Linked DNA regions of Homo sapiens: regions 1 and 2 are each linked to region 3. Evidence: chromatin loops called from intact Hi-C (ENCODE). Cell type or tissue: Calu3. All regions are shown on one strand. Each heading gives the region's core, and the rest is flanking DNA. Links, peaks and the distances in the headings are about the cores only. Region 1 holds the start of GPR149 (G protein-coupled receptor 149). Region 2 has its middle 310 kb from the start of GPR149. Region 3 overlaps GPR149 (G protein-coupled receptor 149).

Evidence for each region. Peaks named below come from ENCODE experiments on the same cell type or tissue, not always from the same donor. Only the 100,000 strongest peaks of a DNase experiment are listed, where the experiment ranks them.
Region 1: it touches region 3 in a loop (7-fold over the local background); 2 of 110 quality-filtered maps call a loop at or near these places.
Region 2: it touches region 3 in a loop (13-fold over the local background); 14 of 110 quality-filtered maps call a loop at or near these places.

What each region holds. Positions count from the first base shown.
Region 1 is chr3:154,429,591-154,440,866 of GRCh38, reverse strand. GPR149 (G protein-coupled receptor 149) reads left to right here and starts at 10,677. Exons shown (of 4, transcript NM_001038705.3): 1 at 10,677-11,276. The coding sequence starts at 11,252. In Calu3, for the core only: no CTCF peak of the experiment used is centred there; no DNase peak of the experiment used is centred there.
Region 2 is chr3:154,738,847-154,750,309 of GRCh38, reverse strand. No RefSeq gene overlaps it. Among named protein-coding and RNA genes, the nearest start is that of GPR149, 310 kb to the right of the region's middle. In Calu3, for the core only: no CTCF peak of the experiment used is centred there; a DNase peak (open chromatin) is centred at 4,199.
Region 3 is chr3:154,329,050-154,337,056 of GRCh38, reverse strand. It overlaps GPR149 (G protein-coupled receptor 149), which reads left to right. Exons shown (of 4, transcript NM_001038705.3): 4 at 1-2,114. LOC124906350 (small nucleolar RNA U13) reads right to left here and starts at 7,341; the gene lies at 7,238-7,341. In Calu3, for the core only: CTCF peaks have their summits at 1,687 and 1,924 (motif pointing left); a DNase peak (open chromatin) is centred at 1,956.

The DNA of each region.
Region 1 (11,276 bases), core at 6,277-11,276, 98 kb before region 3:
AAAGATTATATTCACAAAAAAGTCTCTCTGACTTTGAGCCATGTGAAATTGTGTCCTAAACTCATAGTTATTAGATAGTACTAAGATGTTGTAGGTTTTTAATGATACATTGAAAAAGAAGAAAATAAATCACAGCATTTGGGTTCTCCTGTGATGCCAAATTGCTAGTCACTTTCTTGGAAAACTATCAGCTGAAGCAGAGTATGCGTGTATTTTATATAATGTAGATATACATACAATTATATAAGTTATAAATTTATATACTCAAATCTATTTGTATTTATAAAATATGAATTTTATTTATATGTTTTATGCATGAAATTGAATAATTTATGGATCTTTCACTTGAGATTTGTTGATAAGTTTGTAAGCATCTTATGCTAAGCCAGTACTCTAAAATGTTTTGGGTGCATAGCACTCTATTTCTAAAAACAGAAAAAAAAAATACCTTCATGATTAACTTTATCTATGATGCTTTATTTATTTTTATAAAACAAAACTAACTTATTTCATTTGGTCCTGTGGTAACTTTTTTATTGTCAAAGCCCCACATTGCTAAGAATGTTATTTTATAATATTCAACTATAACTTTTTACACTATTTCCTAGTCTTTGAGGATTTTCAGATATCATGCTCCGAGAATTTTTAGATATAGTGTGGACTTTTAGGGAAATAAATTGCCTGTGGTGCTTTGCAAAGATATAATTACATCAGAGCTTCATAAACTACAAGCCTAATGGAATTATTGCCATGCAATTTTCTGTAGGTTGTTTAAATTGTCTGCAATTTATTCCTGTAAAATTTCTGTAATTTAGCACTCTGTAGGTTGTTTAACAGTTTATAATACTGTATTACATATAGTACATGTTTTAAAGTAGCCAAAGAAGCAGTGAGATAAAAATAAGTGTCTTCACCTAAGCTATTCTGGCAGAACCATAACTTTTATTTAAATTAATGCAAATTTGCATTAACAAATTTAAAGACACAATTTACAATCATTGAAGATATAAAGTTCCATTATAGGTGAGACAGATGAACAAAGCTCACTCACAGGAACTGAGTAAAATTTTTTAAGGCACAAAGAAGCTTCTTAGAAATCTTTTTTCATGGTCTCCTGAAAGTTATTCTGGTTATTGAAAATGCACTGGGGTGCAGCCAAGATGGCCGAATAGGAACAGCTCCAGTCTACAGCTCCCAGGGTAAGCGATGAAGAAGACAAATGATTTCTGCATTTCCAACTGAGGTACCGGGTTCATCTCACTGGGGATTGTTGGACAGTGGGTGCAGGACAATGGGTGAAGCGCACCTAGCATGAGCCAAAGGAGGGCGAGGCATCACCTCACCCGGGAAGCACAAGGGGTCAGGGAATTCCCTTTCGTAGCCAAAAAAAGGGGTGACAGACGGCACCTGGAAAATCGTGTCAATCCCACCCTAATACTACGCTTTTCCAATGGTCTTAGCAAACAGCAAACCAGGAGATTGTATCCTGCGCCTGGCTAAGAGGGTCCTACACCCACAGAACCTAGCTCATTGCTAGCACAGCAGTCTGAGATCAAACTGCAAGGCAGCAGCGAGGCTGGGGGAGGGGCGCCCACCATTGCCGAGGATTGAGTACGTAAACAAAGCAGCCCGGAAGCTCGAACTCGGTGGAGCCCACCGCAGCTCAAGGAGGCCTGCCTGCCTCTGTAGACTCCACCTCTGGGTGCAGGGCATAGCCAAACAAAAGGCAGCAGAAACCTCTGCAGACTTAAATGTCCCTGTCTGACAGCTTTGAAGAGAGTAGTGGTTCTCCCAGCACACAGCTTGAGATCTGAGAACAGACAGACTGCCTCCTCAAGTGGGTCCCTGACCCCTGAGTAGCCTAACTGGGAGGCATCCCCTAGTAGGGGCAGACTGACACTTCACACGTCCAGGTACTCCTCTGAGACAAAACTTCCAGAGGAATGATCAGGCAGCAACATTTGCTGTTCAACAATATCCGCTGTTCTGCAGCCTCTGCTGCTGATACCCAGGCAAACAGGGTCTGGAGTGGACCTCCAGCAAACTCCAACAGACCTGCAGCTGAGGGTCCTGACTGTTAGAAGGAAAACTAACAAACAGATAGGACATCCACACCAAAACCCCATCTGTATGTCACCATCATCAAAGACCAAAGGTAGATAAAACCACAAACATGGGGAAAAAACAGAGCAGAAAAACGGAAAATTCTAAAAATCAGAGCACCTCTCCTCCTCCAAAGGGACACAGCTCCTCACCAGCAACGGAACAAAGCTGGACGGAGAATGACTTTGACGAGTTGAGAGAAGAAGTCTTCAGACGATCAAACTACTCCAAGCTAAAGGAGGAAGTTCGAACCCATGGCAAAGAAGTTAAAAACCTTGAAAAAAGATTAGATGAATGGCTAACTAGAATAACCAATGCAGAGAAGTCCTTAAAGGACCTGATGGAGCTGAAAACCATGGCAAGAGAACTACGTGACAAATGCACAAGCCTCAGTAGCCGATTCGATCAACTAGAAGAAGGGGTATCAGTTATGAAAGTTCAAATGAATGAAATGAAGTGAGAAGAGAAGTTTAGAGAAAAAAGAATAAAAAGAAATAAATAAAGCCTCCAAGAAATATGGGACTATGTGAAAAAACCAAATCTACATCTGATTAGTGTACCTGAAAGTGACAGGGAGAATGGAACCAAGTTGGAAAACACTCTGCAGGATATTATCCAGGAGAACTTCCCCAATCTAGCAAGGCAGGCCAACATTCAAATTCAGGAAATACAGAGATACTCCTCAAGAAGAGCAACTCCAAGACACATAATTGTCAGATTCACCAAAGTAGAAATGAAGGAAAAAATGTTAAGGGCAGCCAAAGAGAAAGGTCGGGTTACCCACAAAGGGAAGCCCATCAGACTAACAGCCGATCTCTTGGCAGAAAATCTACAAGCCAGAAGAGAGTGGGGGCCAATAATCAACATTCTTAAAAGAAAAGAATTTTCAACCCAGAATGTCATATCCAACCAAACTAAGCTTCATAAGTGAAGGAGAAATAAAATCCTTTACAGACAAGCAAATGCTGAGAGATTTTGTCACCACCAGGCCTGCCTTACAAGAGCTCCTAAAGGAAGCACTAAACATAGAAAGGAAAAACCAGTACTAGCCACTGCAAAAACATGCCAAATTGTAAAGGCCATCAAGGCTAGGAAGAAACTGCATCAACTAACGAGCAAAATAACCAGCTAACATCATAATGACAGGATCAAATTCACACATAACAATATTAACCTTAAATGTAAATGGACTAAGTGCTCCAATTAAAACACACAGACTGGCAAATTGGATAAAGAGTCAAGACCCATCAGTGTGTTGTATTCAGGAAACCCATCTCACATTCAGAGACACACATAGGCCCAAAATAAAGGGAAAGAGGAAGATCTACCAAGCAAATGGAAAACAAAAAAGGTAGGGGTTGCAATCCTAGTCTCTGATAAAACAGACTTTAAACCAACAAAGATCAAAAGAGACAAAGAAGGCCATTACATAATGGTAAAGGGATCAATTCAACAAGAAGAGCTAACTATCCTAAATATATATGCACCCAATACAGGAGCACCCAGATTCATAAAGTAAGTCCTTAGAGACCTACAAAGAGACTTAGACTCCCACACAATAATAATGGGAGACTTTAACACCACACTGTCAACATTAGACAGACCAACGAGATAGAAAGTAAAAAAAGGATATCTAGGAATTAAACTCAGCTCTGCACCAAGCAGACCTAATAGACATCTACAGAACTCTCCACCCCAAATCAACAGAATATGCATTCTTCTCAGCACCACACCACACCTATTCCAAAATTGATCACATAGTTGGAAGTAAAGCATTCCTCAGCAGATGTAAAAGAACAGAAATTATAACAAACTGTCTCTCAGACCACAGTACAATCAAACTAGAACTCAGGATTAAGAAACTCACTCAAAACCGCTCAACTACATGGAAACTGAACAACCTGCTCCTGAATGACTACTGGGTACATAACGAAATGAAGGCAGAACTAAAGATGTTCTTTGAAACCAACGAGAACAAAGACACAACATACCAGGATCTCTGGGACACATTCAAAGCAGTGTATAGAGGGAAATTTATAGCACCAAATGCCCACAAGAGAAAGCAGGAAAGATCTAAAATTGACACCCTAACATCACAATTAAAAGAACTAGAGAAGCAAGAGCAAACACATTCAAAAGCTAGCAGAAGGCAAGAAATAACTAAGATCAAAGCAGAACTGAAGGACATACAGACACAAAAAAAACCTTCAAAAAAATCAATGAATCCAGGAGCTGGTTTTTTGAAATGATCAACAAAATTGATAGACCGCTAGCAAGACTAATAAAAAAGAAAAGAGAGAAGAATCAAATAGACGCAATAAAAAATGATAAAGGGGATATCACCACCGATCCCACAGAAATACAAACTACCATCAGAGAATACTATAAACACCTGTACGCAAATAAACTAGAAAATCTAGAAGAAATGGATAAATCCCTGGACACATACACACTCCCAAGACTAAACCAGGAGGAAGTTGAATCTCTGAATAGACCAATAACAGGCTCTGAAATTGAGACAATAATTAATACTTACCAACCAAAAAATGTCCAGGACCAGATGGATTCACAGCCAAATTCTACCAGAGGTACAAGGAGGAGCTGGTACTATTCCTTCTGAAACTATTCCAATCAATAGAAAAAGAGGGAATCCTCCCTAACTCATTTTATGAGGCCAGCATCATCCTGATACCAAAGCCTGGCAGAGACACAACAAAAAAAGAGAATTTTAGACCAATAACCCTGATGAACATCGATGCAAAAATCCTCAATAAAATACTGGCAAACCGAATCCAGCAGCACATCAAAAAGCTTATCCACCATGGTCAAGTGGGCTTCATTCCTGGGATGCAAGGCTAGTTCAACATACACAAATCAATAAACATAATCCAGCATATAAGCAGAACCAAAGACAAAACCCACATGATTTTCTCAATAGATGCAGAAAAGGCCTTTGACAAAATTCAACAGCTCTTCATGCTAAAAACTCTCAATAAATTAGGTATTGATGGGACGTACCTCGAAATAATAAGAGCTATCTATGACAAACCCACAGCCAATATCATAATGAATGGGCAAAAACTGGAAGCATTCCCTTTGAAAACTGGCACAAGACAGGTATGCCCTCTCTCACCATTCCTATTCAACATAGTGTTGGAAGTTCTGGCCAGGCAATCAGGCAGGAGAAGGAAATAAAGGGTATTCAATTAGGAAAAGAGGAAGTCAAATTGTCCCTGTTTGCAGATGACATGATTGTATATCTAGAAAACCCCATCATCTCAGCCCAAAATCTCCTTAAGCTGATAAGCAACTTCAGCAAAGTCTCAGGATACAAAATCAATGTGCAAAATCACAAGCATTCTTATACAACAATAACAGATAAACAGAGACCCAAATCATGAGTGAACTCCCATTCACAATTGCTTCAAAGAGAATAAAATACCTAGGAATCCAACTTACAAGGGATGTGAAGGACCTTTTCAAGGAGAACTACAAACCGCTGCTCAATGAAATAAAAGAAGATACAAACAAATGGAAGAACATTCCATGCTCATGGGTAGGAGGAATCAATATCGTGAAAATGGCCATACTGCCCAAGGTAATTTATAGATTCAATACCATCCCCATCAATTTACCAATGACTTTCTTCACAGAATTGGAAAAAACTACTTTAAAGTTCATATTGAACCAAAAAAGAGCCCACATTGCCAAGTCAATCCTAAGCCAAAAGAACAAAGCTGGAGGCATCACGCTACCTGACTTCAAACTATACTACAAGGCTACAGTAACCAAAACAGCATGATACTGGTACCAAAACAGAGATATAGACCAATGGAACAGAACAGAGCCCTTAGAAATAATGCCACATATCTACAACTATCTGATGTTTGACAAAACTGAGAAAAACAAGCAATGGGGAAAGGATTCCCTATTCAATAAATGGTGCTGGGAAAACTGGCTAGCCATATGTACAAAGCTGAAACTGGATCTGTTCCTTACACCTGATACGAAAATTAATTCAAGATGGATTAAAGACTTAAATGTTAGACCTGAAACCATAAAAACCCTAGAAGAAAACCTAGGCAATACCATTCAGGACATAGGCATGGGCAAGGACTTCATGTCTGAAACACCAAAAGCCGTGGCAACAAAAGCCAAAATTGACAAATGGGATCTAATTAAATTAAAGAGCTTCTGCACAGCAAAAGAAACTACCATCAGAGTGAACAGGCATCCTACAGAATGGGAGAAAATTTTTGCAATCTACTCATCTGACAAAGGGCTAATATCCAGAATCTACAATGAACTCAAACAAATTTACAAGAAAAAAACAAAGAACCCCATCAAGTGGGCAAAGGATATGAACAGACACTTCTCAAGAGAAGAAATTCATGCAGCCAAAAGACACATGAAAAAATCCTCATCATCACTGGCCATCAGAGATGGCCACAATGAGATACCGCAATGAGATACCATCTCATACCAGTTAGAATGGCGATCATTAAAAAGTCAGGAATCAACAAGTGCTGGAGAGGATGTGGAGAAATAGGAACACTTTTACACTGTTGGTAGGACTGTAAACTAGTTCAACCTTTGTGGAAGTCAGTGTGGCGATTCCTCAGGAATCTAGAACTAGAAATACCATTTGACCCAGCCATCCTATTACTGGATATATACCCAAAGGATTATAAATCATGCTGCTATAAAGACACATGCACATGTATGTTTATTGTGGCACTATTCACAATAGCAAAGACTTGGAACCAACCTAAATGTCCAACAATGATAGACTGGATTAAGAAAATGTGGCACATATACACCATGGAATACTATGCAGCCATAAAAAATGATGAGTTCATGTCCTTTGTAGGGACATGGATGAAGCTGGAAGCCATCATTCTCAGCAAACTATGGCAAGGACAAAAAACCAAACATCACATGTTCTCACTCATAGGTGGCAATGGAACACTGAGAACACATGGACACAGGAAGGGGAACATCACACACTGGGGCCTGTTGTGGGGTGGGGGGAGGGGAGAGGGATAGCATTAGGAGCTATACCTAATGTTAAATGACAAGTTAATGGGTGCAGCACACCAACATGGCACATGTATACATATGTAACAAACCTGCACATTGTGCACATGTACCCTAAAACGTAAAGTATAATTAAAAAAAAAAAAAGAAAATGCATTGAGAATGATTTTTTTTCCTCAGGAGGGTATTTTAAAGAAAATGAAATTATGGCTAAGGAGTTTACAATTTTCAAGAAATTCATCACTCATATATAATAATGTTCATGAACTCAATTTATAAACAACCTTTTACCAACCTTTATGTTTTATAATACATATAATGCATTATAAATACGTATATACATTTATAATACATATAATGCATTATAAAACATATTTATGTATGTTGTAGATACATATATAATACATTATAAAATATAAAGGCTGGTAAAATATTGCAAATTAAAATTTTATAAAATGAGACATTTCAAACATTCTTTGAAAGAAAGAAAAGCAGAAATAAAACTTTAGATTATCTGTATCCATTGAAAGTGTTCCCAAGGATGGAGAACTAAAAAGGAGTTACTAGCAAATATGTATCTGTTGTGATTAAGAATGCAGAACTAAACTACAGTTTTAAAATCTAACTTAATAAATGTGTGACTTTGGGCAAATCAATTAATCTCTCATGCCTCTGTTTTCTCACCTATGAAAGGGGAGCAATAATATATCTAACAATATTGGGATGAGCTAGGGTATTATCCATTATCAGTCAACTCCACAAATTCAGTGATTTACACAACAAATTTTACCTCTCATTCATACAAAACTTGCTTTAGGTTCATACAGATCTCCAGAGCAAGACTTAATCTCTCAGTTGGCTCAAGATTTCAGGCTGCTTGAGTCTTATACTACCTTCTTATAAACAGGAGCCCCCAGGCTATCACAGAGAAGGAGAAATCATGCAGACCCAAGCATTAGTTATTGCTGGCTTCCACCTCTTATTAGATGACAATGTTGATTATTATAAAGTAGGCAGGAAATAAAATAGAGATAAGGTTAACCTGAACTTTTAAAAATTGTATCATTTAATTTTAGAACTGGAAAGGTCTCTAAAAATAATCCAGTCAAATCCCTCACTATGCTTTGAATGTGTCCCCCAAAGCTCATGTGTTGAAAACTTAATACAAGTGCAAGAGTCTTGGAAAGTGGGGCCTAAAAAGAGATGATTGGATCACGAGGGTTCTGCTCTCATGAGTGAATTAAGGCCATTACCTCAGAAGTGGGCTAGTTACAGAAGGTGGGCTTGTTATAAAAGTGAGACCATGTGCAGAGGCTCACACCTATAATCCCAACACCTTAGGAGGCCGAGGTGGGTGGATCACTTGAGGCCAGGAGTTTGAGACCAGCCTGGACAACATAGTGAGACCTTGCCTCTAAAAAATACAAAAAAAAAAAAACAAAAAAAAAACACCGTAACTGGTCATGGTTGCTCAAACCTGTAGTTCCAACTACTTGGAAGGCTGAGGCAGGAGAATCACTTGAGCCCAGGAGTTGGAGGCTTTAGTGAGCTATGATGGTGCCACTGCCACTCCAACCTGGGTGACAGAGCAAGACCCTGGCTCTTTAAAAAGAAAAAAAAAAGTGAGTTCAGCCCCCTCTTTCTCTCTTTCTTTCTCTCATGCTCTCTTGCCGTTCTACCTTCTACCATGGGATGATGCAGCAAGAAGGTCCTTGCAAGATGCTGGAACCTTGATATTGGATTTCCCAGCCTCCAGAACTATGAGAAATATTTTTTTTCTTTATAAATTTCATAGTCTGTGGTATTCTGTTTTGGCAACACAAAATAGACTAAGATGCCTCTTTATTTTACAGATGCAGAAACAGACAGCCAGAGAAAGTACAAGAATTGTTGTCCTAGGTTACCTATCCTGCAATAGCAGAGTCTAAAGTTAAATTCAGATATCTCTACTAGCTCTCTCCTGGCTGCAGTTCTGCTACCAACCCTTGGAAATGTGCTAAACATTCTTGTTTCTTCTGTAATAGCCCAAAGAACAGTACAACATGGTGATTAAGTATCCCTTTTCCAAATTTATATTTAATGGAAAACCCAGAAATGATGATAATAATAGGGGAAATGTTCTCAGACCTGAAATGGTACTACAGTAGCTATTATTAATTTCTATTCATTGTATATTAACAATCTGAGACTTATTGTCCAACCTAACTGAAAATGCAGGATTCAATACGATATTGAAGAATAATATTTTTGCTATGGCAAGGAAGAATAAGGTTTGTGAGAAGAGACAGAATGGCATGTCATGGAACTTTGAAGTCTTCAAAAATAAGATTTGTTTTTCATCATACTTTCTGAATCAACATTATTTTAAAATGAATATACCCTCAACCTTTCCTACTCACACAGCCCTACACAGTCTATACTATCAGTAGGGAGAGCTAGAGTGCTGAGCTAGCTGTTACATGTGTTTTTTGTTTCCATTTGCTGAGTAAGGGGGAAAATCAAACAATCAACATATCAAGATAAGTGAAATACCTGCTGTGTTTATTGAAGGGTGTGGCTGGTAATGACTAATGCAACCATTTTCTACTTGAACAGATTCGGGTTCAAAATGATACTTCAGTTATTTCTAAAATGAAAAGAATGATCGCAGTTCTATTACTACTTCCAGTTATTAAATCATTATCAATATCAACTATTTCCTTTCCCTTCCCCTGTTTCCATTTAAACCTCCAGCACTATGTGGGAGAATGCAGCCATCTGGTCATGAGGCTAAGCTGAGAAGAATGCTGCCCTAAAGCATCCTGGGAAATGCTGGACCAGAAGTACTTCTGTTAGATACTTCTTTGCTAAATCACGCATCTTGCAAAATTGACCATTAAGAGATACAACTATTGTATGTCCCAAATACTCTGGTTAAAAATGTAGGGTGATCTTCCTTTTAGGCCCTATGTAATATCTTCCGACTTTATGGATACTTAGACATATAATTTATTCGAATGACAGCCTGCTTACTTGATACCATTGACAGAAAATAGTTATAAATAAATGTCTAAAGCTAGTGTGACTCTATCCAAAGATTCTGTATAATCCCGTTTAGAGTAATGAGGACTATAACGACAATCTTAAGTACACTATTTTTTTAAAAGAAATCTGATACATCTGACTCTTATGCATGGGATTGATGATATTCTTCCTCCAATGGATTATGAAGCAGAAAGTCTAGGTAAGAATAAAAGCAGTCCCTTAGTTACTGGAGTAGCTTAGACCTCTCACAGGTTATATTTGTAGTTCACATCAAGCCTGAGCAAGTATTTGGACTAATTTTACATGTTGAAACCAAAGGGGAAGCTTAGCAAGTACACCGTTTCTTGCTTTGAAAGAGTCAGTCTAAGATATACGTATATCATTTTGTTCACACACTGAACTCCCCTCCCTTTTTTTCCTGCTTCTCTCCTGCTTGGAGCTGACTCCTCCTTCCTGCAGCTCCGAGGATCACAGGCTGATTGAAGAACACAGCGGTTCAGATGGGATTCTGTGCACAAGCTCCCTCTGACTGGCTCGCGCTCGCCCTCTCTCTCTCTCTCTCTGTCTCTCTCTCTCTCTCCACCTTCAAAGCTGAAACCTACCTGACAATCTCCTGCCTTTGAATCCAGCTCTGGAACCAAATGCATCATTTTACTGCTCTTAAAAGTGAACAGAGTTTGATTATCTCAAGCTACAAGCTGCTTTGCTCCATAAGAAGGACCCCAAAGGATCCAGACATCATTGGTTTTTAATGTACCTGAAGAGTTTTGTTTTGTTTATTTTTTTGGCTTTCTTCCCTGAAACTTGATGGTGGGAAGGAGTTTTTGCTTTGTTTTTAATTGGAATGTTGAAAAGTTATCTGTTCGGGTTTTTTTTTTTTTATGCTTGAAATGGAACCTAATTTTTAAATATAGCTTGAGTCAGATCTAAAGGAGACATGGCTGACCATTTTCTGCAGGACTGACAAGGAGAACATCTAGAGGGGAACTTGGTAGGAGGAATGAAATCTGATTTGCAGCAGCCGGTCTTTCTTTTGAGAAAATTATCAGACTCATTGATAAGGGAAATTAAATATTGACCAAGGACAATGTCTTTATTTCTCAGTAACTTAT
Region 2 (11,463 bases), core at 2,213-7,212, 410 kb before region 3:
CTCCAAGAGCTTCCTTGGTGCTCTACCCTACAGTGGCTGAATTGGTGCCTAAGCTGCAAGACAAAGTCCCATCTATGTTTTCCTCTGTTTTTCTCAAGCAGAAGGAGTCTTTCCTCATAGCCACCACAGCTGGCAATCTCCTGGGTCATATCTGAAGCCAGCACATCTCAGAATCTCACCCAAGACCCATGGCATCTACTACCTCACTAATGCTGCTGATTATCAGAGCCCAAGGGTTCTTTAGTCAGTAGGTAATGCATCCTGCCAAGACTAGTTCTTCCCTTTATAGCAGCAGCTTCCCTTCTGGCCCAGAGTGTGTCTTGAAATGTCATCTAGGAGCTAGGGCCTTGAATGGGGGCCTGATGGCTCTGTCTGGTGCCCTATCCTGCTGTGGCTGAGCTTGTATTCAAGTTGCAAGACAAAGTCTTCTTTACTCTCCCTCCTTTTGTCCTCAAGCAGAAGGAAGGAGTCCCTTTTGGAGCTGGGAGCTGTGCTGCCTGGGGTTGGGGGAGTGGTGGCATAAGCACTCCCTTGCTCCCACTGGCTGTTATCTTCCTAAGTCATGAGCGCCCCAAGTCCACTGGCTCCAAACCCAGCACAGTACCGGGACTTATCTAAGAGTGCAGTCCTTGCTGCCTGGACTGCCCTTTAAGTTTATTTAGGGCCCCAGAGCACTTTAGTCTATGGTGGTGAGACTTGTGAGAACTCAAGTTCCAACCACTGGGATGGACATTTCCCTTCTGGCTAGGGCTAATTTAAATACTCTCTGTGTGCGTGTCAGCTGAGTTTTGCCTGGGTTCCTTTCTGCAGTGAAGGGCAGCACTGAGTTCCAATGCAAAGTCCCATAATCATTGCATTCTCCTTCCCCGAAGAATTCAAATTCTGTGTGCCATGCAGCCACTGCTAAGGAATGGAGGAGCAGTGGTGTCAATGGTTTAAGATTGTCTTTCAACCTCTTTTGTGCCTCTTTCAGTGATATAAAATTAATACTAGGTACTGTGATCACTCACCTGATTTTTGGTTTTAATGAAGGTGCTTTTGTGTGTACATGTTTTTAAATCTGGTGTTCCTGTCAGGAGGACAATTAGTGGAGGCTTCTATTTGGTTATCTTGCTCTGTCTCCATCTCTGTAATGTTTTTTACCTTCCATCTTTTACCCATCACAATGGCAAAAAAAAAAAAAAAGTAAGACAATGCATTATTTGTAAGGCTTAGGTATGCTAATTTACTGCTGACCGAAATTAATCACATACTAACTTTCTGGAAGGAAATTTAACAATGTCTAACCGAATTACATAAACATTATGTTTTGACCACTTTTAGGAACTTACCCTAAAGATACACCCTCCAGCAATAAAAACATATATATGTATAAATTTATCTGTTGCAGTATTATTTGTATTATAAAATGTTAGAAAGGATCTAACTGACATAAATAAGAGAGTGGTTGAATAAACTATGGTATAATATACATAGTATACAATGGCATATCATATAGCTATGAAGAAACAAAGAGGAAGATCTTCATTGAACTGATTTAGAGTGATTGCTACAAATATTAAATGAAAGCATGCGAAGTGTAAAAGAGTAAGTATGATTGCTACATTTGTATGAGAAAGACTAAGTAAGAGAATATACGTGCATCTGCTCATTTGGGAAAAAAGAAACATGGAAAGCATAGTCAGCAAACTAATGAAATTGGTTACCTACAAGATATACATGAGAAAGAGGGGAAAGTGAGAAAGCTAGAATAAAGCTTTTGTGTTGAACCAAAATTTGAGTTATCACCTGCTCTCAAGAGCTGGAAATTTCCATAATGCTTCTCAGACTTTCTTTACATGTTATTGGTAAGTGTTGTGTCACATATTCATGCTCAAACCAGTCTCTTCCAAAGGGAAAAGAATTATAATTGGATTAGATGTATAAGAGTTGCTGTCTAAGGTTAGAGATTTCAATGTGAAACTCATGATTTCCTAACCAGAATTCCATTAGCAAGAAAGATGTGGAATGATAGGTAGTGTTGAATAGATCTCTTTGAAGACCTCTTAATTTATTTTTTAAAGTGTAGTAGTCATTATTGCAGTCATTATTGTGTTTATCCTGTACCAACTATCAGTAAGCCTAATTTAGTTTGTTTTGTCTTTTCTTAGCATTGAAACATAACAATTACCCACCAGATAAAATAGTTCTCTACCAATTAAAGGGTAGGTTATACAAATAATAATTTACTTTTTTGAATTTCTGGTTTTGTTGAGGGAGGGATGGAGACTGTTTGCTTATCAGCTTGCTTGTTTTATGAAATGTCAATGTGTTTAATTCATTTAGATTAAATACTGCATGATTCTCCTCTGAGATAGTTTATTTTAATAGATTGTGAACATGCCTTGAATTAGTAAACACAAAGCATTTTGGGAGGACAGTTTTGGGTGGTGAAGGCAGAACAATCTTGTAGAGGAGGTGACATTTAAATTGAGAGCTGAAGAATGAGTTAAAGTTGGGAGTCTTGGGTAATGAGTAGATGTAAAGGTCAGGAGTGAGACCGAATATGAAATATTAGGAAGGCAATTGGCATGAGTGCCAGTGGTTGGAGAGCTCATCTAGGCCACAATAGGAGTATACTAGGCAAAAGAATTTAAATTGGTTGTTTTTTTTTTATTTTTGTGAGAGTGGAAAGTCAATGAAGTGTTTAATGTAGGAGAGACTATGATCGACCGACATTTATTTCTCATAGTTCTGAAGGCTGAGTTCAAGAGCAAGGTGCCTACTGATTCAGTTCCTGGTAAGAGCTTTCTTCCTGGATTGCAGATGGTGGACTTCTTGCTGTGTCCTTGGATGATGAAGAGAGAAAGAGCAAATTCTGGTCTCTCTTGCTCTTCTTATAAGGGTACTAATCCCATTACCTCATCTAAACCCAATTACCTCTCAAAGGCCCTACTTTTAAATACCATCTTTTTAGTGGTTAGGGTTTCAACATATGAATTTTGAGGGGACACTCTTCAGCTCATAGCAGGGAGCAAGACCAAAAGACAGGAAATCTGTATAGAAACTACATATTCAGGTAAAAACTATAGCAGTCCAAATCTGTATAGAAACTATATATTCAGGTAAAAACCATAGCAGTCCAAACTAAGTGAAGTGCAGTAAAGATGGAGATTAAGAGACATTCGCATGAAAGAGATGCCGAGATGTAGTGCTACGGTTTGAATGTCCCCTCCAAAACTCATGTTGAAACTTAATCTCCAATGTGGCAGTACTGAGAAGTGGAGCCCTTAACAGGTATTGGATCATAAATAGATTAATCCATTAATGGATTAATAGATTAATGGGTTAATAGACAAATGGGTTATTATGGGAGGGGAACTGGTGGCTTTGTAATAAGAGAAAAAACCTGAGTGAGCATATTATAATGCTCAATCCTCTCACCATGTGATGCTCTGTGCTACTTCAGGACACAACAGAGAGTCTTCACCAGCAGAAACACCTTCACGAGATGTACCTCTTAACCTCGTATCCCCAGGCCTCCAGAATTGCAAGAAATAAATTCCATTTCTTTGCAAATTATCTAGTTTCAGATATTCTGTTAAAAGGGACAGAAAACAGACTAAGAAACCTAGCAACTAATAAGATGTCAGGATGAGATGTGGTGAAGAGTGCTTTTTAAAGATCGAAAAGCTTTGAGCATTTTAATTGCTGATGGAAAGGATCTAATTGGAGAGAGAACTTGAAAGTAAGAGAGAGATAGAGGATGGCTTATGGAGAGAGGTCCCTGGGAGGCTGGGAGTGTGTGGGTTCATTTAATTGTCATTGGTTAATTTATCTCAAGCCTTTTAAAAGCAATAGTTTTCTCTCCATCTTTTTTGTTTTAACTTCGTAAGGTATTTATTAAAGACATCCAGGCATTTGTCTTATAGATTGTCCCACAGCCTAAATTTTGCTGATTGAATATTCATGGTAAAGTTTAAGCTGTTCCTTGAGCCCCTGTACTTTCTATAACTTGGTAGTTGAATATAGTAGCCATGATATCTTTATAAGATCTGAAAAATTCTGAATTCTGAAACACATCTGGCTCTAAAAAATTTAGCCTGAGGATTGTGGGCCTATACTTGTGTGCACTGGCAAATTGCTTCTGTCTGTAATCCCTGGAAAACCTACCTGTTCCAAAATAGTTAATGGCTATGCCAGCAGGGGTCCTCCGGGTTCCAGCTCAGAGCTGAGGCCATCTTCTCTTTCAATAATCAGTGCCTATAACATCAGTTGTCATATTTTCAATATCACCACTAAAATTCTCTTCAGAAAAATGTTCTTTCTTCCTTATTTTTTAAAAAAATACCTTTACTGAGATCTACTTCACATACCATAAAATTCATCCATTTAAAGTGTACAATTAAATGGTTTTTAGTGTATTCACTGAGTTGTACAATAATCATCATCACAATCTAATTTGAAAACATTTTCAACACCCTCCAAAAAAACTTTATGTCCATTAGGAGGCATTCCCCACCCCGGCACCTCCAAGACTTAAGCAACCAAGTAATCCACTATTCTGTCTCTATAGATTTGCCTACTTTGGACGTTACATATAAATGCAATAATACACGTGTTCCTTTGTGGGTGGCTTGATGTATCAAGATTCATTCGTGCAATAGCATGTAATACCATTTCCCTATTTTTATTGCCAAATAATACACTATTGTACAAATAAGATGCATTTATAAAAATCCGTTCATCATTTGATGGACATTTGGGTTGTTTTCACTTATTGGATATTATGATTAATATCATATATGTTAATGTACAAGTTTAGTTATTAACATGTTTTCATTTCTCTTGAGTATATATTTAAGAATACATTTGCTTGGACTAATGATAAATCTATGTTTAACATTTTGAGAAACTGCCAAACTGTATTTTCTAAAGTGGCTGCAACATTTTCACAATCCCACTAGCAATGCATGAGGGTTGCAATTTCTCCACATCTTCATCAACACTGGTTATTGTCTGTATTTTTGATTTTAGCCATTTTAGTGGGTGTGAAATGGCATCCCACTGTGGTTTTGATTTTCATTTCTTTAGTGAATAAAGATATTACACATTTTTTTCCTATGCCTATTGGCCAGTTGTATGTCTTCTTTGGGAAAATATTTTCAAATGCTTTGTCAATTTTAAAATTGGGTTTTTTTTCTATTGAATTGTAGAGTTCTTTATATATGTATATACTGAATACTAGACTCTTATTATGTATATGACTTGCAAATAATTTTCCCCATTGTATGGGTTGTCTTTTCATATTCTTGATAGTGTGCTTTGAGGCACAAAAGTTCTTAATTTTGATAAAGTTCAATTTATCTATTTTTTTGTTATTTATATTTTAGGTGTCATGCCTAAGAAAAATTGCTTAATCCAAGGTCCTAAGATTTACTCTTGTTTTCTCCTCAGAGTTTTATAGTTTTAGCTCTTATATTTAGTTCTATAATCCATGTTGAGTTAATTTTTGCATATGGTGTGAATAAAGTAGGGGACCCAATTTAATTCTTTTGCATGTAGTTATCCAGTTGTCCCAGAACCATTTGTTAAAAAGCCTATTTGTGCCCATTCAGTTGTCTTGGCACCCTTGTCAAAAAGCAATTGACGACAAATATAAAGGTTCACTCCTAGAGTCTTGGTTCTATTTCATTGATCTATATGTCCATATGAACACAAGAGCCATACTCTCTTTTTTATTTATGTATTTATTTTTGAGACAGGGTCTCTCTCTGTCATTCAGGCTGGAGTGCAGTGGCACAATCTCAGCTCACTGCAGCCTCAACTCTTCAGGCTCAGGTGACTCTCCCACATCAGCCACCCGAGTAGCTGGGATTACATGCATGGGCCACCATGCTTAGCTAAGTTTTGTATTTTTAGTAAAGATGGGATTTCACTATGTTGGCCAGGCTGGTCTCAAACTCTTGGCCTCAAATGATTGACCTGCCTCAGCCTCCCAAAATGCTGGGATTACAGGTGTGAGCCACTGCATCCAGCCACACTGTCTTGATTACTCTAGCTTTGTAGTAAGTTTAGGACTTGGGAAGTGTGAGTCCATCAACTTTGTTCTTTCTAGATCATTCTGGCTATTCCGGGTCCTTTGCTTTTTAATAAATTTTATAATCAACTTCTCCATTTCTGGAAATTTTGATAGCAATTATGTTAAATGTGCCGATTAATTTGGGGAGTATTGCTATTTTAGCAATAGTAAAGTATTCTGATCCATAAACATAGGATGTGTTTCCATTAATTTAGTTATTTAATTTCATGCAACAAAGTTTTATAATTTTTAGTATAAAAGCTGTGCACTTCTTTCCCTAAGTTTATTCCTGTGTACTTAATTCTTTTAACAAAATTGTAAATGGCATTACTTCTTCACGTATTTTTTTTTTTTTTTTTTTTTTTGCCCTTTTCCCTCTCTCCTCTCCTTTGGTACTCCCATTACACATATGTTGGTGCATTCAATGTTGTCTCAAAATCATCTGAGAATCTTTTCTCATATTTCTTCATTTTCTTTCTGTTTTTCAGACTGCCTAATCTTTTTTTATCTATCTTCAAGATTGATGATTCTTCTGTCTGCTCAAATCTACTCTTGAGCCTCTGTAGAGAATTTTTCATTTTGGTTATTACTGTACTTTACAACTCCATAATAGCTGACTTCAAACTGCTGACATGACAAAAAGAGGCTTGCACTATTCCTAAAAAGCAAACAATTGGCTCTTTGAAGCCAGTACAAGCTAGCTGTGGCACATTAGTTTTTCTCACTCTGTTTGAGGAGAGATCAAGGTGAGTCAGGACATTTTCCCAAATGTGTGAGAAATCTTTCTTGTAAGCTCTTATTATTCTCTAATTTTATGCTCCTTTCTGTAAGTTTCTGTTTTCTGTATGTAATCTAGAAGCTTGTGGGTGACAGCCAAGGCCTGAAGTTGCATTCATTATTTCCCTTATCGGGGGGAAAGGCATAAGAGTTTGTTTGCTTGGTTCAGTGTTTGCATGCAGGAAACAACCTTGCGCTGCCTCACCTCCCATGGGGTAGTGATGCCTGCCGTATTAGAAAGTCCCCTCAGGTCAGTGATTAGACTCTTGAGAAAGAAATTTGCCTCCCATGGGTTATTGTTTGCTGTCTATAGGCCTCTCCCTGGAAATTAGCATCTCTCATCTATCTCCTGGCCTGTACTTTTCTCCATCCTTTATCACTCAAATTAGGAAAAGTTACAAGTTTTCAGTGATGATCCCCTGTCTGCCTCACCAGGAAACACACTGTTTTCTTACCCTTAATTATCTTGTCCCATCTATCTTATCTTATATAGAGACAATATTCTTTAATGTCTGTGGTATGTGGATGGCATATTGTTCTGAGCGTCTACTAATGACAACAGCTTTCTTCTATTTGTATTTTCCATGTCATTTAAGTCAAGTCTTGGAGAGAAAGGGAACTTTTTTGTTCATCTGTTTTCAGAAATTTTGTCAATTATTTTTGTTATTCTTATTAACAATAATTATTTTTGTTAATTTCAACTTTTATTATAGATTAAAGGGTACATGTGCAGGTTTGTTACAAGGTATATTGTGTGATGCTAAGGTTTGGATTTCAAAGGATCCATCACCCGGTACTGAGAATAGTACCCAGTACATAGTTTTTTAGCCCATGCCCCCCTCTTTTCCTTCCCTGTATAGCAGTCCCCAGTATCTGCTGTTCCCATCTTTATGTCTATGTGTATTCAATGTTTAACTCCTATTTATGTGAGAACATGTGGTATTTAGTCTTCTGTTCTTGTGTTAATTCACTTAGGATAATGGCCTCCAGCTCCATCCATGTTGCTGCAAAGGACAATGACTTCATTCTTATGGCTGTGTAGTATTCCGTAGTGTATATGTACCACATTTCTTTTTTCAGTCCACCACTGCTAGGCACCTAGGTTGATTCCATGTCTTTGCTATCATGAATATGGTGCAATGAACATATAGATTCATGTGTCTTTTCAATAGAACAATTTGTTTTCTTTTGGCTATATACCCATCAACGGGATTGCTGGGTTGGATGGTAATTCTAAGTTCTTTGAGAAATCTCCAAACTGCTTTCCACAGCAAAACAAAAGAAATTACCAACAACAAAAACAGACAACCTACAGAGTGGGAGAAAATATTCAAAAACTCTGCATCTGACAAAGGTCTAATATCCAGAATCTATAAAGAACTTAAATAATAAGTATTGTAATAAAGAATTCAATTTTACCTAGTTCTGTTCTGATCTTGGCTATTTCCTTTCTTCTGCTGGGTTTGGGTTTGCTTTGTTCTCATTTTCTAGTTCCTTGAGGTGTGCCCTTAGATTGTCTGTCTGTGTTCTTTCAGTCTTTTTGATGTAGTCATTTAGGGCTATGAATTTTCCTCTTAGCACTGCCTTTGCTGTATCCCAGAGGTTTTGATATGTTGTGTCACTATTGTGACTAAAGAATTTTTTAATTTCCATCTTGATTTCATTTTTGACCCAATGACCATTCAGGAACAAATTATTTAATTTCCATGAATTTGCATGGTTTTGAAGATTCCTTTTGGAGTCAATTTCCAGTTTTATTCCACTGTGGTCTGAGAGAGTGCCTGATATACTTTCAATTTTTAAAAATTTATTGAGGCTCATTTTGTGGCATATAATATGGTCTATCTTGGAGAAAGTTCCACATGCTGTGGAATAGAATGGATATCCTGTGGTTGTTGGATAGGCTGTTCTGTATATATGTCTTAAGTCCATTTGTTCCAAGGTATAGTTGAAATCCATTGTTTCTTTGTTGACTTTCTGTCTTGATAACCTGTCTAGTGCTATCAGTGAAGTATTGAAGTCCCCCACTATTGTTGTGTTGCTGTCTGTCTCATTTCTTAGGTCTATTACTAATTGTTTTATAAATTTGGGAGCTCCAGTGTCAGCATATACTCCAGCATAGTGCATATACGTTTAGGATTGTGATATTTTCCTGTTGGACAAGCCCTTTTACCATTATATAATGTCCTCTTTGTCTTTACTAACTGCTGTTGTTTTACAGTTTCTTTTGTCTAAGAATAGCTACTCCTGCCTGCTTTTGGTGTCCATTTGCATGAAATGTTATTTTCCACCCTTTTACCTTAAGTTTATGTGAGTACTCATGTGTTAGGTGAGTCTCTTGAAGGCAGCAGATAATTGGTTGGTGAATTGTTATCTATTCTGCAGTTCTGTATCTTTTAAGTGGAGCATTTAGGCCATTTACATTCAACGTTAGTATTGAGATGTGAGGTACCATTCCATTCATTGTACTATTTGTTGACTGTGTACCTTTGTTTTTTGCTTTTTGTTTTTGTTTTTTAAATCATATTTTTGTTTTATAGGTCCTGTAAGATTTATGCTTTAAAGAGGTTCTGTTTTGATGTGTTTCTAGGATTTGTTTCAAGACTTAGAGCTTCTTTAAGCAGTTCTTAAACCGAAGATAAATGAAACAAAAATCTGGTTCTTTGAAAAGATAAGTAAAAGTAATAGACTATTATCAAGGTTAACCAATAAAAGAAGAAAGAAAATCCAATAAGAAATGAAACGGGAGATATTACAACTGAAACCACAGAAATACAAAAAGTTCATTTGAAGCTACTATGAACACATTTATGTACATAAACTAGAAAACCTAGAAGAGATGGATAAGTTCCTGGAAAGATACAACCCTCCTAGCTTAAATTATGAAGAATTAGATACCCTGAACAGACCAATAATAAGCAGCAAGATTGAACTAGCAATTAAAAAACTACAAACAAAAAAAAAGTCCAGGATCAGATGGATTCACAGCAAAATTCTACCAGAAATTCAAAGAATTAGTACCAATTCTTTTGACACTATTCCACAAGATCAAGAAAGAAGGAACCCGCCCTAAATCATTCTATAAAGCCAGTATCACCCTAATACCAAAAACCAGGAATGGACATAACTAAAAAAGGAAACTATAGACTAATATCCTTGATGAACATAGATGCTAAAATCCTTAACAAAATATTAGCTAACCAAATCCAACAACATAACAAAAAGATAATCCACCATGATCAACTGGGTTTATAACAGGGGTGCAGGGATGGTTTAACATGCTCAAGTCAATAAATGTGATACACCACATAAACAGAATTAAAAACAAAAATCACATAATCATCTCAATAGATGCAGAAAAAACATTCAACAAAATCCAGCATCCCTTTATGAATAAAAACCTCAGCAAAATTGGCAGACAAGGGACACAGCTCAATGTAATAAAAGCCATCTATGACAAACCCACAGCCAACATAATACTGAATGGGGAAAAGTTGAAAGTATTCCCTCTGTGAACTGGAAAAAGACAAGGATGCCCACTCTCACAATGCCTCTTCAACATAGCATTGGAAGTCCTAGCCAGAACAACCAGACAAGAGAAAGAAATAAAAGGCATCCAAATACCCTTTATTTCCTCTGTAAAAAGGAAGTCAAACTGTCATTTTTTTGCTGACGATATAATCATGTACCTCAAAAATCCTAAAGACTCCTCCAGAAAGCTCCTCGAACTAATAAATAAATTCAGCAAAGTTCCTACATACAAAATTAATGTATACAAATCAGTAGCTCTGCAATACATCAATAGCGACCAAGCTGAGAATCAAATCAAGAAATCAACCCTTTTTACAATAGCTGCAAAAAAAAAATACTTAGGAATATACCTAACTAAGGAGGTGAAAGACCTCTCAAGGAAAACTACAAAACACTCCTGAAAGAAATCATAGATGACACAAACAAATGGGAACACAACCCATGCTCATGGATGGGTAGAATTAATATTGTCGCAATGACCATACTGCTAAAAGCAATCTACAAATTCAACACAATTCTCATCAAAATACCACCATCATTCTTCACAGCATTAGAAAAAAAATTTTAAAATTCATATGGAACCAAAAAAGAGCCTGCATAGCCAAAGCAAGACTAAGCAAAAATAACAAATCTGGAGGCATCAAATTACCTGATTTCAAACTATATTATAAGGCTGTAGTCACCAAAACATCATGGTACTGGTATAAAAATAGGCACATAGACCAATGGAACAAAATAGAGAACCCAGACATAAACCCGAATACTTAGAGCCAACTGATCTTTGACAAAGCAAACAAAAACATAAAGTGGGGAAAGGACACCTGGGATAACTGGCTAGCCACATGTAGGAGAATGAAACTGGGTCCTCATCTCTCAGCTCACAAAAAAGTCAACTCAAGATGTATCAAGAACTTAAATCTAAGATCCGAAACTATAATAATTCTAGAAGATAACATTGGAAAAACCCTTCTAGACATTGGCTTAGGCAAAGACTTCATGAACCCAAAAGTAAATGCAACAAAAACAATTATAAATAGGATAGACAACCCACAGAGTGGGTTTATTCAAGCCCTGCTGCAATGGTGGGCTTTTCC
Region 3 (8,007 bases), core at 25-5,024:
CCTTTCATCTTTTCAGTATGTCAAGACTGTCCCATAAAACAAATATATTGTGTGTTAGAGGTGGAATTAGAAGTATCTTTAACTCAAACATTATTGGAAAAAAGTTGTAATTGTGTAATTGTATACTTTATCCTAAAATTGTTTTTTTTTTTAACTTGAGTGGAAATTGGGAGAAAATACTGGCAGATTCAGTTATGAGAGGTACATCCAAACATGGTAGGCTTCTGGATACAGCAGAGCAAAATCCTCTAAGTCTAAAACAAAAGTATCTGTTTTTAAAGCTGAGGATTGGGCAACCTTTCTTAGTCATTCTTGAAATAGAAAAGTTTACTTCAAATATTATATCAAGTTTAGCTGCTTTTTTGTTTCTTCTCTAAAGACGTGTTGTCTCAAAGAAACAGTTGAACCTATTTTATTAAGTGATTGTAAGGTATACATTTCAAGATAATTCTAGAATGCATTACATTGCAAAAATGCAGGAATCACCTTGGCAGAATAATAGTAAGATGTATTTCAAAAATTATAAAGTGATTTTCCTTCAAATTGCTTTATTCTAACCTTCCTGTAAACATATATGAAATGTATTACCTAAAAGTTTATTTTCCAAAGTTACTGAGTTGACACTTTACATAGTCTTAGACTTTGTGCCCCTCACATCACTCACATACTTTATTTATTTATTTACAGATTGAATGAATTGTGTTTTAGAATGATTTATTTTGGTTTCTGTTTTATTAGGTTGAATTAGAATTCAAAATTACTTGACATCGGCTTTCAGAATGTTTCATCTTTTGTTGCCACAAGCATGAGTCATTTTCAAAATAATTATCTCAATGGACTTTCTCAATCTTTAACTTCTCAATATCTAGTTATCTAAATTTGGGAAACATATGTATTACCACTAATAATGTTTGTAAAGCAAGCCTCAAATAATGTGTAACATATAAATTCAAAGTCAAATGTATTCTCGTTACAAATATATTTTATTTTAAAAGACTGTATCACCAATATTAACAGCTATTTTAACACAGTGACAAATGGACAGATAAATCAGATATTATAAATCAGTAGCATTAAATGTCTTTATAAAAGAAAAATTGAATTGAATATTCTCATAATGCTTTGTAGAAGATAGGCTTTGATATCTTAAACTTAGATGTATAATTTTCTGAAAGAGAAAGGTGATATTGCTGCTTTAAAATGCAATTTCAGGCAAAAAGGAAATTAGACACAGGATCATAATAAAGCTGAAGAAAATAGCAAAGATTTGAAGGCAAACAAATTCTTTATAACTGCACAGCAATTTGAATGGGATGGAGATTATAACAGAAATCAAGGTTTAAAGAGCATTAAGAAATAGATAGAAGACAATAATACCCATTTTCCGTCTCATTTTATTTTAACTGGACAAGGGCTTAAACTGGGGGAATTGGAAAAATAATTAGGATATTCCCATTTAATTGCCCTTGGTTGTTGAATTAACTGTATAATGGATGCACATAAAAATTCTGCTGCATTGAAACAACACCAGTATTATTTAGCCCAAAGTCTTAGTTTGAAAGGCTAATCAGCACCATATTACTAACCTGTAACACTTCAAACTCCAAGCCAACAATAGCTGAATATACAAGAAAAATCTACTAGAGCTGTGCCTAAGCATGAATGACGCTCCAAATCCTTGTTAAGGGAGGAGAAGGTTAAACTACATAAGTTTACTTAAGTCTGCTTACTCTTTAGAGTGATTGATTATAAAAGTGTGTTTCTAGTAGAGGAAATACCTTTCTAGATATCTTGTGATATAGCCAAATACCTTACCCTTGTATAGTTATATTGTTCTTCTTATTAATAAATACTATATTTTGTATAGTTTTCTCTTTTCTCTATAAATTGATGTATCTGAAGGCAAAAACTTATTACCTAATAAAAATATCACCATCTGGTGGTGACTCCTATAAACTGCAAACACGTAATCCCCGAGACTCCCAAATAGTATAAACACCTAATATATAATCCCTAAGACTTCTGAGAGTTGTGACTGACAGAGGCAACTCTTTGAAGATAGCAAATGGCACAATATTACTTAAAAATATAATAAAAGAGTCTTAGTTATGCATTTTTTGGAAGCTTTTCTTGATGTGGTTCTATAATATTGGATTTTACAAATCGATTTTCTCTTAATTTCTTATACTTTTCAGCTACCTTCATTCATTTCTTCATTCTAATATTTAATAAATGACTACTACATACTAAAAATTGTTCTAGATACTTGGTTTTATAACTTTTGAACAAAACTCAAACAAAACAAATATATGTTTTTACATTTACTGTGAGTTTGAGACAACCACAAAGTCAGAGAACACAGTCCACAAAAGATTGCTCTCACTCCTGACACAAATCGCAAATTCAAGGAATTCCCAAAACCACTGCTAGTTTCAATAATTCACTAGAAGGACTCACAGAATTCATAGAAAACTGTGTACTCATGGTTATGGTTTATTACAGCAAAAGGATACAGAATAAAATCAGCCTAGAGAAGAGGTCATAGAGCCAAGTCCAGGAAAAGTTGTAAATGTGGAACTTCTATGGTACTCTCCCCATGGAGTCATGGACGGCATTACTTTCTTTGGCGACGATGTGTGACACCTTGCACAGACTACTGCCAAGCAGAAAATCTCAACTGAACCTTGGTGTCCAGAGTCCTTCCTGGGGCTGCATCATGGTAGGAGCAAGGGTAAGCATGGTTGACTACTCACATGACTGATATCTCTTTCTGGCTCTCCAGGAGGCCAAGTTGATACAGAATGCCCAAAACTCCCCTCTCAAAAACACATTGTTACTATCTGCTGGTCCAAGGCCCCCAGACAAACAAAGATACTATTTTCGGCTATGACATTCCAAGGGCTTAGAAATTACCTCCCCCAAAGCCAAGGACAAAGGCCAAACCTCTCTTTGGATAGGTTAAGTTCTTTACTATATATTTACATATATACATATGGTAGTGATAAGTGTGTGGTACATATATATGTATGCTGGTATTAAGTGTGTTGACAGAAAATAGGGACCAGAGGTAACAATGGCCAAAGAATAAAATTAGAATAAAGGGACAAAGATGGGAAGAGTGCTTTTTTCAATAATTTAGTCAGAAAAGCCTTCACTGATAAAGTAACATTTCATCAGAGTCTCAAATAAAGTGAGGAAACATGCTATGTGATTATCTAGGGAAATCATAGTCCCAGCAAAGGGAACAGCAAGTATCCAGAGGTAGGAGTGTGCCTTTTGTAATCTGTGAAACCATTAAGGAGGTCAATGTGAATGCAGCTGAGTGAGAGAGGTAGAGAGTGGTTGGAGATAAAGGCAAACAGATAATGGCAGGAGGAAACTGGCGTTGCAGACCAGGTATGAACATCTAGTCTTGTTCTAAATGAAGTGAAAAACCATTGGAGGGTTCTAAGCAAAAAAGTGACATGATCTCATTTCAAAAATGATTGTCTATTGCAAGGGTCAAAGACTGTACAGACACAAAGACCACCACAGAAAGAACAGTTAGGCTATTTTAATAGTCCAGGCTAGAGATGATGTTGGTTAAGTTTAGGGTGGTAGTAGTCGGGATGGCGTCATAATTGTATTCTGATTCAATAAGTGGAGAGGATTTCCTTGGTAACATGAAATAAATTACACATTTTTTAAAAGCCTATCTATGAAGTCTGTAGCTCAAGGGAAAAACAATTATCTCATTTATTTTCTGTCAATACTCTGCAATATCTCAATGTTTCTCAACTCCTTTATGTATCACAGAGGCTAGAAGACAGAAAACTTTATTTCCAAGACCCTCTTTTCAGCAAAGTTCAGGTTTCGCATCTAAAAATGAGAGGCATTTGTACAAGATTTGGAAGGCAGAGAGCAGCAGCAGTTAAATGAATGTTCCTTATCAGTAGGGCCTTTCTTCTTTAAGATATGGTTAAGGGGCCTAGGTTCATGTAGTTTTACATTTTTAATGTACGGTTCTTATGATCATTATGCTCATCTGCATCAGCTGACAGATGGGAAAAGGACATGAAGGATTCTGCACTGGAGTGCTTAGTGTGACTGGCTTGGAAGAACTGCACCTCAGTCATTGCAGCTTCTGCTATTGGATAGAACTCAATACAGAACCACAGCTGGTTCCAGAGAAGACTAGGAAATATATCTAGCTGTGTACAGGAAGAAGAACCCAAAATATGGTGAAGAGCTAGCTAGCCTGTCTCTGTTACATGCCCTGTAATCAACTAGACAAGCACATACTATACCATAACAGAATGTAAATAGCGCTCCCTGCCCATTTTTATAAGCTGCAGAGGCAGAGGCACTGCACACGGTAATTGAACAATGATACATTTTCCCAACTTTGAATTGTATGGTCTTAACCCTGAATCTGTGACGTCAACACTCTAGTTCAGACTATACTGCTCCAAATGTATGTTAGTTTATACAATCTCTTTCATAGTTTAATATACAAAGAAGATCATATCTACTAGTCTTTCCTACAGTCTTGAAGTCTTAATTTCAAATACATAGAGAATACACATACACAAACATTCATACACACGCATAGAAACATACATTCCTCTCAAGAATACACAGTCACTTTCCGGAATTGAGCAGTCAAAGATCCAAATACAAAAAAACTTTGAACACAATCTTTTGCAATGTCATATAGAGCAGTTTAGATATCCGGAGGCATGTCGTTTTTGCAACACTTTGTTACAGAGGAGGATCTTTGCTCTACCTTCACATATGCATAGTCTCACTGGGTAATTTTTCAAGAATAAGGGAAAAAACATGCCTCAGAGGTAAATTGTATTCTCTACCATTTAGTAGAAATACAACTTCCAAAAACTTTCTTTTTTCTTTTTTTCTTTTTTTTCTTTTTTTTCTTGAGACAGAGTCTCCTTCTGTCGCTCTGGCTAGAGTGCAGGGGTGCGATCTCGGCTCACTGCAGCCTCTGCCTCCCAGGTTCAAGCAATTCTCCTGCCTCAGCCTCCTGAGTAGCTGGGATTACAGGCACCTGCTACCACACCCAGCTAATTTTTGGTAGAGACGGGGTTTTACTACGTTGTCCAGGCTGATCTTGAACTCCTTACCTCAAGTGATCCACCTGCCTCGGCCTCCCAAAGTGCTGGTATTACAGGCATGAGCCACCGTGCCCAGCCCCAGAAACTTTCTAATGTCAGGGTCAAAAAATATTAGAGTTTAGACAAAGCCATGGTTGCCTAGTTAGAGTGGCAAAGTTACATTATCTACTTGCTAACTGAAAACTTTAGGCCTTACATTTTCATTATCGTTTTTAAATTTAAAAAGTTCTGTTCATTAAATAAAATTTCTTAGCACTCTTTCACAATATTTTTTCCTAAGATCTAAGATTGCATGCTTAAATTGGGTGAGGAAAATCCACCAATTTAATGAGATTCTGTAGTTTTAAAAGGAAAATGTTATGAAAATCTCTCAAGAGGGTCTTTAATGTGGATCTTGAAATCCTATGACCTCACGAAGTCACAATTTTTGTTTTCCTTTTTGTGGGAAACAGATGGAATTAGTAGGCAGACATGGCATTTGTTCAAACAAATATCTGATTCACCTAGGATAGTGCTATTTTAGAATTGTTTTCCTTCCATCCCACATGCTCTTCCTCTTCTTCCTTTTTTTTTTTTTTTTTCTGAGACAAGAGTCCTGCTCTGTTCTCCAGGCTGGAGTGCAGTGGCATGAATGCACTCACTGCAGCCTCGATCTCCTGGGCTCGAGCTATTCTCCCACCTCAGCCTCCCAAGTAGCTGGGACCACAAGCTTTCCACCACGATGCCTGGCTAATTTTTGATTTTTTGTAGAGCAGGGTCTCCCTATGTTGCCCAGGCTGGTCTCTAATTCCTGCATCCTGCTCTTCTAATGTGACTTTGGCTCTACTCCCACGGTGTGCTAAGGCCCTAGCCACCCTTAAACCTAAGTGGACATCTGTAACTGCCTCAACTAGTAAAACACAGTGGAAGTTATGCTATGTGACATTGGAGACTAGTTCATAAAGATGTCAAATGTCATGTACTTCCAACTTGCTTGGTGACATTTGCTCTTGAATCCAGCTGCGATGCTGTGAGGAGGCTCAAACTAGGCCACACAGAGAAACCAAATGGAGAGGCTATGTGTAGGCGTTCCAGCCCATAGCCAGACTTTATATTCTATAGAAGGGTAGGGTCACTTTTATCTTCATGTCCCTATCCCCACCTCCAAGTGAAAGTAGAAGTTAAAGATTTCATTTTCCAAGAACACTGAAGAAAATCTCCTTCACCCCCATGCCTTTGTGAATATTACACCTATGAATAAGTTATATAAGAGTTGTTTCCCAGGGTACAGATAAAAAAAAAAGATGAAGAAGAAAAGATTCCCTGAAACTGAGAAAATTGTGACAGTTTCCAGTGGTGGTGTGGCTCTGTGTGGCTCACCTTTGCTGCATTCCAGATGCAATGGCAGGTGTGATAGGGAGAACAGAAGCTGGACACCAAATGCTGTGGGTTTGAAAGCAGTGGCTATGCATTCTGTGGCCCAGGCCACCATTAATGAAGAGGACATTTGAGAGAGACATCTTTGTTGCCTGCCCAAAGAACAGCACACAACAGAGGACCAGTAAGAGAAACAATGGCAATTATAATGAACCATTCTGTTTGTTTTCTGGCATTAGGTAATGTAAAAATTTTCGCAGTTCTGATCAAGGCAGGGAAAAAAGAAAAAGCAGGTAACAACTGACATTTTCCTTCCCATCAATATCTTTCAGGTCTTTCGTTGAAAATCTTCCTTTTGTGCAGATTTTTACTACAGTGACATTTGTACTAAAGTGTTTGCCTAAAGGAATAGGCTCAAGCAATACCTTAAATACTTCATGCTGAAGAAGTATGGAAAACATAGTAATTTTACATTTATAACTAAGAATCTACTTAGGATCAGCAAACATGAGGCGAAGGGCAGTAAAACAATTTATCAGAAAATAGAGATAACACTAACTTTCTCTGGGGCTGTCATGAGGATTGTGTGAAATGAGATAAGGAATTGTATTACTTTTCTAGTGTAGCCATAAGAAATTACTACAGTCTTAACTAACACAAATTTACTATCTTACAGTTCTGTAGCATAATGTTTTGACAAGAGTCTTCACTGGGCTAAAATCAAGGGGTCAATATGGTTGTATTTCTTTTTATTTATTTATTTTTCTTCCTGTTAGATGAGCAATGTGCCGATGTCATAACAAGGTTCGAGGGTGGCACATCTCACACATGTGCACGAATACCCAATCATCATGCTCATGAACTGCAAAAGGATCAGTATGGTTGTATTTCTTTCTGGAAGCCCTGGGGGAGAATCTATTTTCTTTCCAGTTTCTAGAGGCTGCCTGAATTCTTTTGCTTGTGACCCCTTCCTCCATCTTCAAGGCCAGCAACAGCTAGTCAAATCCTTATGTCACATCACTATGACCTTCTGTTCTACCACCCTCTTTCACTTTTAAGGACCCTTATGATTACATAGGGCTCACCCAGATAATTCAGGATATCTTCCTGTTTTAAAGTCAGCTGCATTCATCAGGTTTCCCAGAGAAACAAAACTAATAGGACAGATATAGATACACAGAAACTGAGCTATATCATGAGAGATTGGATCACATGATTATGGAGACTGAGAAGTCCCACAATATACTTTCTATAAGCTGGAGACCTAGGAAAGCTGGTGGTGTAGTTCTAATCCAAGCCTAAAGGCTTGAGAACCAACAGTGCTGATGTCCAAGAACAGGAGATGGATGTCATAGCTCAAGAGGAGAGAGTAAATTAGCCTTCCACCTTTTCATTCTACTTGGGCCCTTAATGGATTGGATGAAGCACACTTACATTGATGAAGACGATCTTCTTTAGTCAGTCTATGAATTCAAATGCTAATCCCTTCCAGAAACACCCTCACAGACCTACCTAGAAATAATGTTTTACTGGCTCTCTG